2 separate regions of the Homo sapiens genome follow, and region 2 is linked to region 1. Evidence: chromatin loops called from intact Hi-C (ENCODE). Cell type or tissue: tibial artery. All regions are shown on one strand. Each heading gives the region's core, and the rest is flanking DNA. Links, peaks and the distances in the headings are about the cores only. Region 1 holds the start of VPS13D (vacuolar protein sorting 13 homolog D). Region 2 overlaps VPS13D (vacuolar protein sorting 13 homolog D).

Region 1 (2,905 bases), core at 194-2,693:
TATTTTTATTTTCATTTTTGAGAGGGAGTCTCACTCTGTCTGGAGTGCAGAGGGGTGATCTCGGCTGACTGCAACCTCCGCCTCCCGGGTTCAAGTGATTCTCCTGCCTCAGCTTCCCCAGTAGCTGGGACTACAGGTGTGCACTACCACGCCCGGCTAATTTTTGTAGTTTTAGTAGAGATGGGGTTTCACTATGTTGGCCAGGCTGGTCTCAAACTCCTGACTTCAGTGATCCGCCCGCCTCAGCCTCCTGAAGTGCTGGGATTACAGGCATGAGCCACTGTGCCCAGCTCATAATGGAACCGTAGATAGGCACAAGTCCTCTCTGAGTGGAATATTTGAAGCCAGAGGGAGTCAGCTATACGAATATCCAGAGCTATTCTGTAGCTCTGGATTGGCCACAAGAGGGTATTGAGCACTGGAATTCTGGCTAGTTTGTACTGAGATGCGCAGTAAATGTAAAATATACCCGAATTTCAAAAACTTACTATAAAAAAGTTAACATATTGTATTAGTAATTTTTTCTTTTGGCGACATGTTGAGATGATCATATTTTGAACATATTGGATTAAATATATTAAAATGAAGTTCATTTTCTTCTTTTTCGTTTAAAAAAAATGTACTAGCTAGTAAATGTGGATTGCCTATGTGGCTGGCATTGTGTTTCTATTGGTCTGAGGAGAAGGGTCCTAGGTAGAGACAACGGCAAAGGTACAGTTCCTGGGGCAGAAACTGAAGGATGCTGAGGCAGAGTCGGCCGGGGAAAAAGTGGCTGAAATGGGAAGGGACCAGATCCAGTGGGACCTTGGTGGCAGCTCTGTAAGGAGGTGGGTTTTAACTGAAGTACGGTGGGGACGCCGTTTTAAGCAGGGAAGGGCAGGGTCTGAATTAACAGGCCCCTGTGGCTGCGAAGTGGGGAACGGACTGTGGGTGAGTGGGCCAGACGGACGGCCAATCGCACCTTTCGCTTGGATGGAAGGCAGGGTGGTTGTAGGTGGGAAGAATCCTGGGTTCCCATGCTGTCTGAACCAGAGTCATTTGTGGCCCTGCCCTCCCCTGGGACTCAATTTCCCCACCTATAAAATAAGCCCCAGTGTCCGCGAACCCTGGAGGGGCCCGCACCACTGCAGGAGCGGCCGCCGGCGCCAGGGGGCGCCTCCTCGATAACTCGGCGCTCGGCTGGCCAGGCACCGGCGCGTCGGCCGCTCGATTGGTCGGGTCGGGGCCGGCCTGAGCGCCGCGGGCCTGCGCCATTGAGGAGCGGCGGGGAGGAAACGCCGCGCAGCGCCGGGCTGGGGCGGGCGGCCCGGGACACCGACAGGTAGGGGCCGAGCGGCTCCGTGCCGGGCGGGGCCAGGGTCGGGAACTGCAGGGCCGGCGCGGACCCGCGGGCCGCCGCTAGGGCTCCGCCTGGACATGGGGGCCCGGGCCCACCCTGGGGAGAGCGATGCTAGGAGCCTGGGGGCCCCGTCGTCCGGCCTCGGTCTGAGCCCCTCGGGGTAACCCTGGGCGTCTGCTCCCCCCGGGCCCCAAGCCCGCCACCTCCGGGGACCCCTGCGTCCGAGTCCCCGCGAGCTCCCCAAGCACAGGCTCGGGGCTGGCTGAACCTCTGGGAACCCCGACGTCCGTGTCCTGGGGAGCCCGAGCCCCCGCTGGACCCCGGCACACTTTCCGGGGTCCCAGCAGCCTGGCGCCCTGGAATTGGGGGGTGTCAGTCCGCGCCTGTCCGCCTGAGCCTTGGTCTCAATGCAGGACCCCAGTGTGCGAGCCCCCCACATTACGCCGAAGAGTGGGGTGTCAGTTCTCTAGAATGCCTTAGCCACCTCCCTTAATCAGCCACCCGAGGTCACACTCTCGCGTGGAGACATCAGGCCTAAAACCTCTCTTTACCTTTTGCCCCCCAGGGTCACGCCCTGGCCCAGCCACTCCTCCTAGGTGTGGGATGCCAGACATCAGGCCTAAAACCTCTCTTTACCTTTTACCCCCCAGGGTCACGCCCTGGCCCAGCCACTCCTCCTAGGTATGGGATCCCGGCGCCGTTCCCTCCAGGTTTTACTTGGGTGGTGGGGTCTCTGTCCCCTGGAGGGGGCTGAGGGTTCCGAGAGCTGGGGGCGGGAGGGTTGTGGGAGCGTCGCCTTCCGGGCAGTGCCGTTCCTGTGGGGCCACCGGTCGCACAGCCGTCCCCGCCCCGGTTTTGGAGCTCCCTGGCGCCGGCAGCGTTCAGCCCTGGCCGCCTCGGGGAGGGACGCCCAGGTCCGGTTGCCAGTCCTTCCTATTCCCGGTCTGGCCGCTCCTCAGGGGAGGGGCCTGGCTCAAGGTCATGCCCGGCTGTCTGCCCGCCCGTGGGCTCAGCACTGATCCCTACTGTCACCCGCCCCACTGGGTAGGGGAGCCCAGGTGGGGGTTAGTGCCAGTGCCAGGCAGCTGCCTAGAAGTCCTGATGGACCGGAGTGTAAACACTTTGGGACTCTGGCCAGTCTGGCGGCCCTTGCTGACACTGAATTCCTTCAGGGAATCCTTGAAGTGGCCTCAAGCACGGTCTAGATGCTTAGCAGAGCAAATAATGGGTGCTTTCTGGTTTGGGCCTCAATGTTACTGACCAGGTTGCCTCACAATGCTAATCACTCATGCTTTTAAAATCTGTGCTTTGCATTCTTTTCCGTTTAGGGCAAGTAGGGTAGGGCCTGAACTTGTTTACAAACTGACAGTTGTTTCCCTTGATTTGGAGATAATTGGTAATTGGCACTCAGAGTTGGCATTTAGGGCCGAAATTAGTGGCAATAACTACAAAAATAAAGAGTACTCTGACCTTGGCTTCTTGCTCAAATTTGTTTGGAGTCCCCATAGTAAGATTAGTCAGTTTCACATTTGGTTTTCACAAATTTACTCCTTTCAAGTTATAATA
Region 2 (2,905 bases), core at 250-2,749, 54 kb after region 1:
TGTCCAATGTGGAATATCCTGATATGCCTCGGTCTCTCCCTTCCCACATGGAAGAAGCTCCTAATGTCTTCCAGTTGTATCAAAGGCCCACCTCTGCGTCCCGGAAAAAGCAAAAGGAAGTCCAAGACAAGGACTATCCCTTGACCCCACCTCCTTCTCCAACAGTGGATGAGCCCAAGATACTTGTTGGAAAGAGTAAATTTGATGATTCCTTAGTCCACATCAACATATTCTTGGTAGATAAGAAACATCCAGAATTCTCTTCCAGTTACAATCGAGTTAACCGGAGCATTGATGTTGATTTTAATTGCTTGGATGTGCTGATCACACTGCAAACCTGGGTTGTGATATTAGACTTTTTTGGAATCGGCTCCACTGCAGACAACCACGCAATGAGGCTGCCTCCTGAGGGCATTCTGCACAACGTGAAGTTGGAGCCACATGCCTCCATGGAGTCTGGACTTCAGGATCCAGTGAACACCAAACTGGATCTCAAGGTATCCTCAGTTCCCTTTGGCTCCCTTAAGCTCTAAAAATGGATTTGGGCTTGTTGATTTAAATACAAGCACTTTACATTTACTTTGGAAAATATCTCTTGTTGGCAGGGGAGCTATCTAGTCTTCTAGGTGTTTGCTACGAAAGGTAGACATGAATATTTTGGGAAAGGTTTTACTGTAAATCCCATCTGGAGGCAGGGAAAATAAGTGGTTTAAGAATCTTACCTTTCCTTTGAGCTCTATAATTCAGTGGAGTTACTTTGCTTCTCTGAACCGTAGTTTCCTCATCTTCCATCATCTAAGATGACTAAATGAGGTGATGTGTGGAAGGCACCTAGCAAAGTGTGTAATCTGTAATAGCAACTTTAAAGTGTGGCTTTTGTTTCTGTCTCCCCATTCTCTCAGAACATTATTTGCTTGCATTGAGGGCAACAGCGTAACTGTTAAGAATGGTCTCAAAAGTTGGACTCCGTGAGTTTGAGTCCTGGTACTTTCACTGTACCCATATAGCTATGTGACCTGGGGCAAACCACTTGGCCTCTTTTGCCCTTAATGTTTTCATGAGTAAACTGAGGATGTTCAGTGGTGCCCCCATCATAGGGTTGTTGTAAGGCCCTCCACACAGTGTGTGGCACACAATAAGGATTTAATGAATGGTAGCCATTATTATTTTTATATTACATGGATTACCATACTTATAACTTGTCCTTGATACTCATACTGTAAGTATTAAGAAAAAAACCATAAAAAAGACAGCATTTGAGTTTAAGGCTATTCTGCTCTGTGTGATAGACCAGTAGGATGTGAAAGCAGTTAACCTGAATAGCCCATTCGAGGGCACATAGGCCTGCTGTCACTAGCACTCGTCCAGAGCCCTGGAACCCCGGCCGTGGCTGGTAACATTTGTGTGCCTCAAGGATGTTCTTTATCCACATGTCTTAGCATGTGTGGACTTGCACTTCCTGCTGGGGAGAAGTCAGGGAGGAGAATCACATTTTATCCTGTTGCCATTTTCTTATTTCCCTTGCTGATAGTAGGCCTCATTCCTCTAGAAATGGAAGACATCTCAGGGTAGAGATGGGAAAGGACCAGCTTACCTTTCTTGTTCAGTGTCTGGTGAATGAATGACTTTGCAGTACTCCGAGGCCTCTGGTACTTTTGGTTTAGCAAGGTGGATGGAACCTGGAGAGGCGTTAGCCATTCCTTTGGGCTTCATGTGTCTGTACCTGGAACTTTATTCTTGCAGTGTCTGTGATGATCTGCGTCAGGAACTCTTTGGTGTTGAATATGCAGTGCTCCCAGAGGGCTTTGCCTTGATTGATGTGGCTGGTTCTACAAGGGAATAGGACTGGATAAGTGTTCCTCAACAATGCATTTTTTAAAATAAGAATTTTTGACAAACATTTTTATTGTGAAAAAATTCAGATACATCACAGAGAAACAGTATAATGAACCCCCATTTGCCCAGTCCTATAATTCATCACATTTACTTTATGCCTTTTCTTCTTTGCTGAAGTATTTTATTTTATGTATTTATTTATTTATTTATTTATTTATTTATTTTTTTTTTTTGAGACGGAGTCTCGCTCTGTCGCCCAGGCTGGAGTGCAGTGGCGGGATCTTGGCTCACTGCAACCTCTGCCTCCTGGGTTCAAGCAATTCTCCTGCCTCAGTCTCCTGAGTAGCTGGGATTACAGGTGCGCGCCGCCATGCCCATCTAATTTTGTAGTTTTAGTAGAGATGGAGTTTAATCATGTTGGTCAGGCTGGTCTCAAACTCCTGACCTCAAGTGGTCTGCCTGCCTCAGTCTCCCAAAGTGCTGGGATTACAGGAGTGAGCCACTGCGCGTTGCCTGCTGAAGTATTTTAAAGCAAATTCCAGATATATCATTTCACTCTACATACGTCAGTATTTATTTCTAAAAAAACAATGGACATACCACAATGCATTGTCACGTCCAACTAACAAGAATTCCTTGGTATTTTCTAACACCAGTCCATAATCAGATTCTCTGATTGTCTCAAAAATGCCCTTTTATTGGTGGATTGTAGAGGAATGAATGGTTTAAGAAACTTCTTGTCTTTCTATTCTGTTGGTCTCTATAATTCAGTAGAATACTGTGCTTTTGTAAGCCAAAGTTTTCTCATTTACAAAATAAGGAGAATTAAATAAAATGATGCATGAATTTCTTTCTTCCTTTCCTTTCCTTTCCTTTCCTTTCCTTTCCTTTCCTTTCCTTTCCTTTCCTTTCCTTTCCTCTCCTCTCCTCTCCTCTCCTCTCCTCTCCTCCTCTCCCCTCCCCTCCCTTCCCTTCCTTTCCTTTCCTTCCCTTTCCTTCCTTTCCTTTCTTTCCTTCTTTTCGAAGGAGTCTTGCTCTGTTGCCCAGGCTGGAGTGCAATGGCATGATC

Evidence for each region. Hi-C counts contacts between places; a loop is a spot of excess contacts. Peaks named below come from ENCODE experiments on the same cell type or tissue, not always from the same donor. Only the 100,000 strongest peaks of a DNase experiment are listed, where the experiment ranks them.
Region 2: a loop joins it to region 1, with 2.2 times the contacts of the local background. A loop is called at or near these places in 6 of 110 quality-filtered maps.

The regions. Positions count from the first base shown.
Region 1 is chr1:12,228,800-12,231,704 of GRCh38, forward strand. VPS13D (vacuolar protein sorting 13 homolog D) reads left to right here and starts at 1,231. Exons shown (of 70, transcript NM_015378.4): 1 at 1,231-1,321. RefSeq lists an enhancer at 980-1,910 and silencers at 1,056-1,585, 1,122-1,290. In tibial artery, for the core only: a CTCF peak has its summit at 1,151 (motif pointing right); a DNase peak (open chromatin) is centred at 1,120; H3K4me3 peaks cover 1,873 bases; H3K27ac peaks cover 1,460 bases.
Region 2 is chr1:12,283,240-12,286,144 of GRCh38, forward strand. It overlaps VPS13D (vacuolar protein sorting 13 homolog D), which reads left to right. Exons shown (of 70, transcript NM_015378.4): 21 at 1-497. Among named protein-coding and RNA genes, the nearest start is that of VPS13D, 55 kb to the left of the region's middle. In tibial artery, for the core only: no CTCF peak of the experiment used is centred there; no DNase peak of the experiment used is centred there.